2 separate regions of the Homo sapiens genome follow, and region 1 is linked to region 2. A link is an interaction called in ENCODE POLR2A ChIA-PET data of the cell type or tissue named here. Cell type or tissue: K562. All regions are shown on one strand. Links, peaks and the distances in the headings refer to the core of each region. The heading gives the core; the rest is flanking DNA.

Region 1 (5,367 bases), core at 102-5,101, 110 kb after region 2:
CAGTACTCCCGGCCCGCCATACCCTCCTCAGCTCATGACTCCCTCTAAGCTCCGGGGCCGGGCGCTAGGAGCCAGCGGAGGCCTGCGGCCTGGCCCCAGCGGGGGACTCCGAGACCCTGTTACCCCCACCAGCCCCACCGTCTCGGTGACAGGGGCTGGAACCGATGGGCTGCTGGCCCTGCGTGCTTGTTCAGGACCCCCCACGGCAGGCGTGGCGGGGGGTCCGGTGGCTGTAGAGCCAGAAGTCCCACCGGTGCCCTTGCCGACGGCCTCCTCTCTGCCCCGGAAGCTGCTGCCCTGGGAGGAGGGCCCGGGCCCACCGCCACCACCTCTGCCCGGGCCCTTGGCCCAGCCTCAGGCCTCAGCCTTGGCCACAGTAAAAGCCAGCATCATCAGTGAACTCAGCTCCAAGCTTCAGCAGTTTGGGGGCTCCTCGGCAGCTGGCGGCGCTCTGCCCTGGGCCCGAGGAGGCAGTGGGGGAGGCGGAGACAGCCACCACGGGGGAGCCAGCTATGTCCCCGAGAGGACCTCCTCCCTGCAGCGGCAGAGGTAAGCGGGGGCTGGTGGCCAACAAGGGAGGCCAGAGGTGTTGATGGCATGGCTGTGTCCCTTTAGGGTCTCAGGGTGGCAGAAAGGAAACAGAAACCAGGTTGGCAGGAGTTTGCTGTCACAGAAGCATGCTTTCACAAATATTTTCTTTTTCTTTTTTTTTTTTTCTTTTCTTTTCTTGAGAGGGAGTTTCACTCTTGTTGCCCAGGCTGGAGTGCAATGGCGTGATCTCGGCTCACCACAACCTCTGCCTCCCGGGTTCAAGCGATTCTCCTGCCTCAGCCTCCCATGCCACCACACCCAGCTAATTTTGTATTTTTAGTAGAGATGGGGTTTCTCCATGTTGGTCAGGCTGGTCTCGAACTCCCAACCTCAGGTGATCCATCCGCCTTGGCCTCCCAAAGTGCTGGGATTACAGGCATGAGCCAACATGCCTGGCTTTTTTTTTTTTTTTAGAAACAGGGTCTCACTCTGTCACCCGGCTGGAGTGCAGTGGTGTAATCATAGCTCACTTGCAGCCTCAAACTCCTGGGCTCAAGCAATCCTCTGGGACTATAGGTGCACGCCACTATGCCTGGCCAATTTTTCTTTTCTTCTTCTTTTTTTTTTTTTTTTTTTTTTTTTTGAGACAGAGTCTCACTCTATTGCCCAGGCTGGAGTGCAGTGGTACAATCTCAGCTCACTGCAACTTCTGCCTCCCAGGTTCAAACGATTCTCCAGCCTCAGCCTCCTGAGTAGCTGCGATTACAGGTGCCCGCCACCATGCCCGGCAAATTTTTGTATTTTTAGTAGAGATGAGGGGTTTTGCCACGTGGGCCAGGCTGGTCTTGAACTCCTGACCTAAGGTGATTCATCCCACCTCGGTCTCCCAAAGTGCTGAGATTCCACACATGAGCCAGCATGCCTGGCCCTGGCCATTTTTTCTTTAACTTTTTGTAGAGACAAGCTACGTTGACCAGGCTAGTTTCAAACTCCTGGGCTTAAGTGATCCTCCTGCCTTGACCTCCCAAAGTGTGATTACAGGTGTAAGCCACTGGGTCCAGCCTTTAAATTTCCATTTATTTCAGTAGCTTCTGTTGTCTCTGCCCATCACCATCACAACCTACATCCCATGATGAACAAAAAGTTATTAACAGGCTGGGCGTGGTGGTTCACGCCTGTAATCCCAGCACTTTGGGAGGCTGAGGCGGGTGGATCATGAGGTCAGAAGATCGAGACCATCCTGGCTAACACGGTGAAACCCCATCTCTACTAAAAAAAATACAAAAAATTAGCCGGTCATGGTGGTGGGCACCTGTAGTCCTAGCTCCTCAGTAGGCTGAGGCAGGAGAATAACTTGAACCCGGGAGGCCGAGGTTGCAGTGAGCCAAGATTGCACCACTGTGCTCCAGCCTGGGTGACAGAGTGAGACTCCGTCTCAAAAAAAAAAAGTTATTAACAAAGGAGACTGGAGTGAGACCTGCTTATGTTTGTTTCCTTGGTGAGCTGCCACTTCTTTCTGACAGTCCCTGAAATCTGTGAGTCCCTTGAAGCCAGTGTGGTTCAAGACAGGATGCAGTTATAGGTGTGGTTCTAGAGCCCACCTTCTCAGCTTCCAGTCCCAACCCTGCACTTTCTACCTGGGTGATCTTAGGCAAATGAATCCACCTCTCTGTAGAAGTGGAATGGCCTAGTGCCAGCCCAAAGAGTTTTTGAGAGGATTTAGTGTGTGCCATTGTTGTAACATGGGATGGGGGAAGAGGGGGCCTCGAACAAGAGCCCAGCAACTTCTACGTGGGGAAATACGGGATGATGCAGATGCTTCCCAGAGCAGCCAGTCAGCTGCATCGTCGCAGAATTCGAGCCCATTCAAGACCTTCTAGTCCTAGAGAAAGTAGAGTTACATTTCTGCTTCAGATACACAGAGGGTTGGGAGCAGGTTTTAAATATCCTTGTCCATCTACAGAGTTCACTTGAATTCTGTTTGAAGGTCTGCTATCCAAATGTGTCTGACCTTCAAATGTGGGTTCAGGGAGTGTATATTTGGGGCAACTTAAATCTATGCTCCCAGGTTGAAAAAAAAAAAAAAAGAAAGAAAAGAAAAAGGAGGCTGGGCACAGTGGCCTGCCTCTGTAGTCCCAGCTACTCAGGAGGCTGAGGTGGGTGGATCACTTGAGCCTGGAAGGTTGAGGCTGCAGTGAGCTGATATGACACCAAGGCACTGCAGCCTGGGGAACAAAGTGAGACCCTGTCTTAAAAAAAAAAAAAAAAAGAGAGAGAGAGAGAGAAAGAAAAGAAAAAGGAAGTGTATATTATTAGAGCAACTTGAATCAATGCTCCTACGCTGTAAAAATAAACAAACAAATGTGGGTTTATTAGGCCTTTAAGAACTGAATGCAATTCCTTGACTATTCTTAAGTATTCTGGTTAGAGAAGAGGATTTTTTTTTTCTTTTCTTTTTTTTTTTTTCCACTGCTTGTAGCAGCAACAGGAAGGATGCTTAATTCAGTCAACAATTGCATTAATTATTGACTCATGACCTATGTGTGCAGAGTGCCCTTCTGGGTGATGGGATCCCCTGCTGGACAGGACAGGCAAAGACTGTGCAACTCCACAGGGCTCATAGTCTAGGGACATAGGAGTGGGGGCGGGGCAGTAAACAAAATAATTGCAACCATCCTACAAAAAAAGCTACCACAATGGGATGGGTGGAGAAGGTCTCTCATGTAACAGGCAAGGTGGGCAGAGTAATGAAAGTGGAGAGGGAGCAGCTGCCCAGGGCAAGAGTGAGCCAGGCAGGGGGAGCAGCCAGTTCAAAGGCCCTGAGGTGGGACAGTGCTGGAGGGGAGGGAACGAAAGGGATGAGGGGAACCTTTTTCTCCCCTTGTTTCTTCTCTCTTTCATCTCCCTCTCTTCATCTCTCTCTCTCTGTGTCCCCTGTCCCTTCCATCTCTCTCCCCTGGATGCTCACCCTCTTTTTGTCTCTCTCTCACTGTCTCCCCATCTTTCACTCTGCTACGACTGGCCATAACCTGAAAGGCAGTATAGAATAGTGGTGAAGAGCTCAGACTTTGGTGCCATATAACCGGGCTCTGCCACTTCCTGTGTGTCCTTAGGCAAGTTATTTAACCTCTCTGTGCTGATAATAATAGTAACCTGCATCAGGGCTGTCGTGGGGATTAAACTGAGATGCAATCATGTAAAGCACTTAGAACAATGCCTGGCACACGTGAGCATCAGTAAGCGGTGACGATTATTATTATTATCACTTAATGTCTCTTTTTCTTTCATCTCTCTTAACTGTCGCCCTCTCCCTGTCCTCTCATCTTTCTCTCCCTTCATTTCTTTCCTCGACGGCCGGCCGTCTTACCCCTTGCTCCCTCCATTTCTTCCCGTCTCTCCTCCGTCTCTCCCCCTACCCTTATGTCTCTCCTCCTCTCTCCCTATATCTTGACCTCTGCCTCTTTCTCACCCCTGCCCTTGCCCCCTAAATCCCTGTCCTCCCCCACTGCCCCCTTGTCACATTCCAGACTCTCCGACGACTCCCAGTCCTCACTCCTCTCCAAGCCTGTCAGCAGCCTGTTTCAGAACTGGCCCAAACCACCTCTGCCGCCACTCCCCACCGGAACAGGGGTCTCCCCTACAGCCGCTGCGGCCCCAGGGGCCACCTCACCCTCAGCCTCCTCCTCCTCCACGTCCACCCGCCACCTCCAGGGCGTGGAGTTCGAGATGCGGCCCCCTCTGCTCCGCCGGGCCCCCAGCCCCTCGCTGCTGCCCGCCTCGGAGCACAAGGTCAGCCCTGCGCCCAGGCCCTCGTCCCTGCCCATCCTGCCTTCCGGACCCCTCTACCCAGGCCTCTTTGACATCCGTGGCTCCCCAACTGGAGGGGCAGGAGGCTCGGCTGACCCCTTCGCCCCAGTCTTTGTGCCGCCACACCCGGGGATATCCGGGGGGCTCGGGGGAGCCTTGTCAGGGGCCTCGCGCTCCCTCTCACCGACCCGCCTGCTCTCGCTGCCCCCGGACAAGCCGTTTGGCGCTAAACCTCTGGGGTTCTGGACCAAGTTCGACGTGGCTGATTGGCTGGAGTGGCTGGGTTTGGCGGAGCACCGAGCCCAGTTCCTGGACCACGAGATCGATGGCTCCCACCTGCCCGCCTTGACCAAGGAGGACTACGTCGATCTAGGTGTGACCAGGGTGGGCCACCGCATGAACATCGACCGGGCTCTCAAATTCTTCCTGGAGAGGTGATGGCTGGCCTGGACGGACCAGCCCCGTCCACAGAACTCTTGAGCCTGCTGGCCTCTTGACCTCTGACCCCTGACTGTCATTCTCTCCCCGGGCCAGGGACTCTGTTCAAACTGCGCCCTGCCCTCATCTCCCAAGGCCAGAGGTCACCAGGTGGCCCAATCCAGGCCGGACATTTGCACCTCACTGAAGGGGGGCAGCTGACACAAGAGTGTGTGTGTGTGTGTGAAGCGGGGAGCGGAGGGGGGATAGGAGAAATTACAGAGGGGAATTGAGAAGGAGGGAAGGGCCTATTCTGGGGGGAGGGGATAGACAGAGCCATAGAGGGTCAGCCCTGAGCCCGATTGGATGGGGACTGTCCCCCAGGCCGCAGGGGAAGGGGGTGCCCTCGGATTCCACCACCTGCCACCCCTCTAACAACCCTTCCCACTCTCTCCAGGCCCCTCAGCTCTCCCCCCTTCCCCTCTCCCCAGCACACACAGCTGCCCCCCTCAGCCTCTTGCACGCTCCGTTGCACGCCTGCTCACCTCTCTCCCCTCCCGTCCCCGGGCTGCAATTTTGCACAAATTTGCCCTCTCGCTGTCTTGCACATTC
Region 2 (5,367 bases), core at 315-5,314:
AGGTACTACAGTGCGTGGACAGATGGAGAGAGAGACCGACAAAATGTGAGGATGGACAAATATCAGCATTGATATATTTAATTGAAATATATTGGCCAGGGTGGGGAGACTCACGCCTGTAATCCCAGCACTTTGGGAGGCCGAGGCGGGTGGATCACCTGAGGCCAAGAGTTTGAGACCAGCCTGGCCAGCATAGAGAAACCCCATCTCTACTAAAAATACAAAAAAAAAAAAAATTAGCCAGATGAGGTGGCACATGCCTGTAATCCCAGCTACTAGGGAGGCTGAGGCAGGAGAATCACTTGAACCCGGGAGGCGGAGGTTGCAGTGAGCTGAGATCGCACCACTACACTCCTGCCTGAATGACAGAGGGAGACTCCATCTCAGAAAACAAAACAAAACAAAACAAAACAAAAGTTATCTTTAAAGGAGATGGAGGACTGACTGAGAGGGCGAGGAGGTGGGAGGGGAGCCCTGGGGTGGCCACATTGTTTTATGGCTGGGTTGCCTGGTTGTTCACTTAGTGATAAATCAAACAAATTCCCCCCATTCTATTTTCTTTATGTATTGTTCAGAATGTGTGTTTTATTGAATAATTTTCAAAGTTTCAAAAATATCATTGCATCAAATTCAAAGCAACTCATCAGTAGGGGATTAGGGAACACTACTTCCGTGCACAGTATATACATATAAGGGAATACTTAGCCACCACCATTGAAAAGTCATGTGCTAGATATCTTATGTATTGCCGTCCCAAAGGTATACTCTTTGGAAAATACTCACGATGTAGAATCATAGCTATGGCATGCTCTATTTGTGTTGAAAGTGCTTATGCACTGGGAGCGGTGGCTCACGCCTATAATCCCAGGCACTTTGGGAAGCCAAGGCGGGCAGACCACCTGAGGTCAGGAGTTCAAGACCAGCCTGGTCAACATGGTGAAACCCTGTCTCTACAAAAATACAAAAGTTAGCTGGACATGATGGTGGGTGTCTGTAATCCCAGCTACTCGGGAGGCTGAGGCAGGAGAATCACTTGAACCCCGGGAGGCGGAGGCTGCGGTGAGCCGAGATCTCACTGCTGCACTCCAGCCTAGGCAACAGAGAAAGACTCTGTCTCAAAAAAAAAAAAAAAAAAAAAGAAAGAAAGAAAGTGCTTATGCATGGGTTGGATACACAAAAAACTGGTAACAGTTTTCTCGTGAGAAAAAGTAACAATGGAGGATTTGGAATGAAAGGGAGGACTATTTCTCATCACTTTCAAGTTTTTTTTTTTAAATAATACTTTCCCCAGTTTATTTATTTTTAATCAGATCCACTAGTCAACAGAATAGGTAGGTCTCTCTCTCTCTCTCTCTCTCTCTCTCTTTCTGTGTGTGTGTGTGTGTGTGACAGAGAGAGAGAGAGAGAGTTAGAGAGAGAGACTCACTGTGTCACCCAGGCTGGAGTGCAGTGGCACGATCTCAGCTCATTGCAACCTCCACAGCCCAGGCTTAAGTGATCCTCCTATCTCAGACTCCCACGTAGCCAGTACTACAGGCATGCGTCACCATGCCAATCTCTTGTACAGATGGGGTGTCATCATGTTGCCCAGGCTGGTCTCGAATTCCTGGGCTCAAGCAATCCTCCCCGCTCAGCCTCCCACAGGAGTTAATTTTTTTAAGGTGCGTCTGTGTTTCCTGGCACTCAGTCACTGTGTCATTTAATCTCCTCATCCAGAAGATGGAAACACTTGCTTCTATTTTATAGACTTGGGGCAACCGAGGCTCTGAGAGGTGGAGTTCTCAGGGCAAGTCAGAGCTGCTGCTTTTTTTTTTTTTCTTTTACATTTCTTTTATTTTCTTTTTCTTTCTTTCTTTTTTTTTTTTTTTTTGAGACAGAGTCTCAGTCACACAGCCTGGAGTGCAGTGATGAGATCTTGCCTCACTGCAACCTCTGTCTCCCAGGTTCAAGCGATTCTCCTGCCTCAGTCTCCCAAGTAGCTGGGATTACAGGTGTCTGCCACCATGCCCGGCTAATTTTTGTATGTTTACTAGAGACATAGCTCTTATCATCCTGCAGGCTGGCTTTTTCGTGTGATGGTTGGGGAGGGTTCCAAGAGTAAGGAAAGTATGAGGGGGAGGCTCAGAACTCTGCACAAGGTGACTAGCACTCAAGCTACTGGTCAAAAAGCAAGTCACGAGCCTGGCTTAGATTCAAGGTGTGAGGAAAGGACTCCACCCCTTGATGGGAAAATCTAAAGAGTGACATTGCTAAGGAGCACGCATGCAGGAAGGTATGCAGAACGGGGGCCATTTGTGTAATCTGCCACAGCAGCCCTGATGCAAAGCTACCGTGTCCCCCGGGAGTCCCTAGGCCAGCCCTGAGATGCTTACACCCAGGTTGTGAAAGGGGAGGTTTCAAATCCCAGCTCATTGAAGCCACTGTTATTTTGTGTCTCTCCTGCAACAGCTGAATCTACCCCTTAACTATTAATTATGCTGCCAACCTCTGGAACTTGTGTGAAGTGACTTGATAAATTTCCTTATTGTTGAAGCCAGTTGGAGTCAGGTTTTCTGTTACTTAAAACACCCCAAAACCAAACTGATGCATGTAAAGAATAGTCCTTTCTGGGGATTGAAGTCCCAGTGGTCCCTGGTCACAACAGGCCATTCCCTTGGCTCTAGGTCGAGGCAAAAGAAAAATGTCATGCAATCCAGAAGCTGTCACACCACTTGCTCATGATTCAAAGAAGTAGTTCTGCCCAGGTGTGGTGGCTCATGCCTGTAATTCCAGCACTTTGGGAGGCTGAAGCGGGCAGATCATTCAAGGTCAGGATTTTGAGACCGGCCTGGCCAACATGGAGAAACCCCATCTCTACTGAAAATACAAAATTAGCCTGGCATGGGGTGGCACATGCCAGCTACTCAGGAGGCTGAGGTGAGAGGACCACTTGAGCCTGGGAGATTGAGGTGGCAGTGAGTTGTGATCACACCACTGCACTCCAGCCTGAGCAACAGAGCAAGACCCTATCAGAAAAAAAAAAAAAACTTATATTTTTAAGCCTCTAAACATGGAAGGTTTTTGTTACACAGCAAAAGGTAACTGATACATCTGCATTCCGGACAATAGAAAGGGGGAAATGGGGAAATGGAGGGCAGACCCCTTCCATTTAAGGGGCCCTTGAAGGAAGTTACATTGATTGCTGCCTCTTACATCCTATTGGTCAGAAAGCAGTCACATGGTTGTACCTACATGCAAAGGATACTGGGAAATGTAGTCTTTCCTTTTTTCTAGTTAAGCACCGTGCCTCATTAGAACACAGGAGTTTTACTACCAAAAAAGGGGAGGCCAGGTGCTGTGGCTCACACCTGTAATCCCAGTAGTTTTGGGAGCCGAGGCTGGAGGATCACTTGAACTCAGGAGTTTGAGACCACTCTGGGCAACATGATGAAACCCCGTGTCTACAAATTACCCAGGTAGCACATGCCTATAGTCCCAGGTACTAGGCAGGGTGAGGGGAGGTGGGGGGTGGGGCGTGGGGAGTCCTGAGGCAGGAGAATGGCTTGAGCCCTGAAGGTCAAGGCTGCAGTGAGCCGAGATTTTGCCACTGCGCTCCAGCCTGGGTGACAAAATCAGACCCTGTCTTTAAAAAATTTTTAAAAAAAAGAAAAAGAGAGGGAAAGAATGGGCCAGGTGCAGTGGCTCACGCCTGTAATCCTAGCCCTTTGGGAGGCCGAGGCAGGCGGATCACAAGGTCAGGAGATTGAGACCATCCTGGCCAACGTGGTTAAACCCCGTCTCTACTAAAAAATATACAAAAATTATCTGGGCGTGGTGGCACGTGCCTGTAATCCCAGCTACTCGGGAGGCTGAGGCAGAATTGCTTGAACCAGAAAGTCAGAGGTTGCAGTGAGCCGAGATCGCGCCACTGCAGTCCAGCCTGGTGACAGAGCAAGACTCTATCTCAAAAAAAAAAGGGGGGGGGGGCGGGGAAGAATGGACACTGGGGAGTAAGTAGCTGTCTCTACCACAGAGCTTTAGATGAGGGGTTGCTGGAAGACTTCCTGAAAGAAGAGGCAGGATTTGGCAGGGTTTTAGAAGCCAGTCAAGGTAAGAGGCCACAAGCAAACTAAGAAGGACGGCTTCCAGCTTCCAGCTGAAGTCTTCCATCATTCCCGGGGGGCGTTGCCACGGGGACAGGATGACAGAAACTCCTCCTCTCCAAACGCCCTCGCCAGGGCAGAAGTCAAAGACTGGAAAAACTTTTCTTGGAAATCTCTGCCAACGAAGACGTAGAGGAAGGGGTTGAGGCTGCTGTTGACACAGCCCAAGGCAAAGCTAGCCTGGAGGATGAGCAGCATCCGGGGGTGGTAGATTTCCTTGAGCATCACCCGTCGCCACAGATGGACCAACAGCACCACGTTAAACGGGGACCAGAAGATAAAGAAAGCGCTCACCAGCACCAGCAGCAGCCTCTTGGGCCGGTTGGCATGGACCCAGCCCTCCCGCAAGAGCTTGGCCCGGATGAGGTGGGCGCAGGTGCCTATGATTGCTAAGGGCCCCAGGAAGCCCAGCAGGAAGTGGCCAATGGTCCCTATAATGTGTCCCTCCACGACCCCTTCAATCCAAATCTGGGCAGTCTCATTGTCAGAGTTGAACGCCAAGTAGCAGTGCGTACAGCCATTCCATTTTCTGGTTGTCCGGAATTTCAGGTGCGCAGAGCACAAGGCGGCGGCCAGGAGCCACACCCCAAAGGCCAGCCAGCTCGCCCGCTGCACAGTGCGGTGGTTCAGGGCCCAGACGGGGTAGAGGACAGAGATGCAACGGTCCACAGAGATGAAGACAAGGAGGCAGTTACTGGCAAAGTAGCTGAGGAACACAAAGGTGATGTAGAGTTTGCAGGCCCACTCTCCGAGGAGCCACTGCCTGGAGACAATATAGTACATGGCAATGGGCAGAGACAGTGAGAGCATGAAATCGGCAAGGGCCAGGTGGAAGAAGCAGACGGTGGAGACCGTGCGTGCCATACGGAAGACAGTCATCCACAGCACCAGCCCATTGCCCAGCACTCCGACGACAATGGACGCAGACAGGATAACCACAGTCAGTGGGCGGAGGGACCCCACCTCCTCAGACAGGCATCCGGAAGAGTTCATCTTCCTGGAACAAGAGCGATCACGTGTCAGGACCCCAGGTTGCCTGTCACTGCAGCCTCTGGTCCCCTCCGAGACCCCATTCATGATTTCTCCATTCCATAATTTTTATGGAATGCTTATTATTATTATTCTTTTAGAGACAGCGTCATGCTCTGTCACCCAGGCTGGAGTGCAAAGGTACAATCACAGATCACTGCAGCCTCCACCTCCTAGGCTCAAGAGATCCTCCCCC

Evidence for each region. ChIA-PET counts read pairs that join two places held together with the same protein. Peaks named below come from ENCODE experiments on the same cell type or tissue, not always from the same donor. Only the 100,000 strongest peaks of a DNase experiment are listed, where the experiment ranks them.
Region 1: POLR2A ChIA-PET joins it to region 2 with 6 read pairs; 5 of 35 experiments call an interaction of 5 or more read pairs at or near these places.

Annotation. Positions count from the first base shown.
Region 1 is chr19:50,661,374-50,666,740 of GRCh38, reverse strand. SHANK1 (SH3 and multiple ankyrin repeat domains 1) reads left to right here. Exons shown (of 24, transcript NM_016148.5): 23 at 1-549; 24 at 4,059-5,367. The coding sequence ends at 4,776. Among named protein-coding and RNA genes, the nearest start is that of C19orf81, 15 kb to the right of the region's middle. RefSeq lists enhancers at 3,659-4,316, 4,317-4,975. In K562, for the core only: a CTCF peak has its summit at 3,114; a DNase peak (open chromatin) is centred at 3,134.
Region 2 is chr19:50,770,453-50,775,819 of GRCh38, reverse strand. GPR32 (G protein-coupled receptor 32) reads right to left here and starts at 5,356. Exons shown (of 1, transcript NM_001506.2): 1 at 4,088-5,356. The coding sequence starts at 5,219. The coding sequence ends at 4,149. In K562, for the core only: no CTCF peak of the experiment used is centred there; a DNase peak (open chromatin) is centred at 3,219.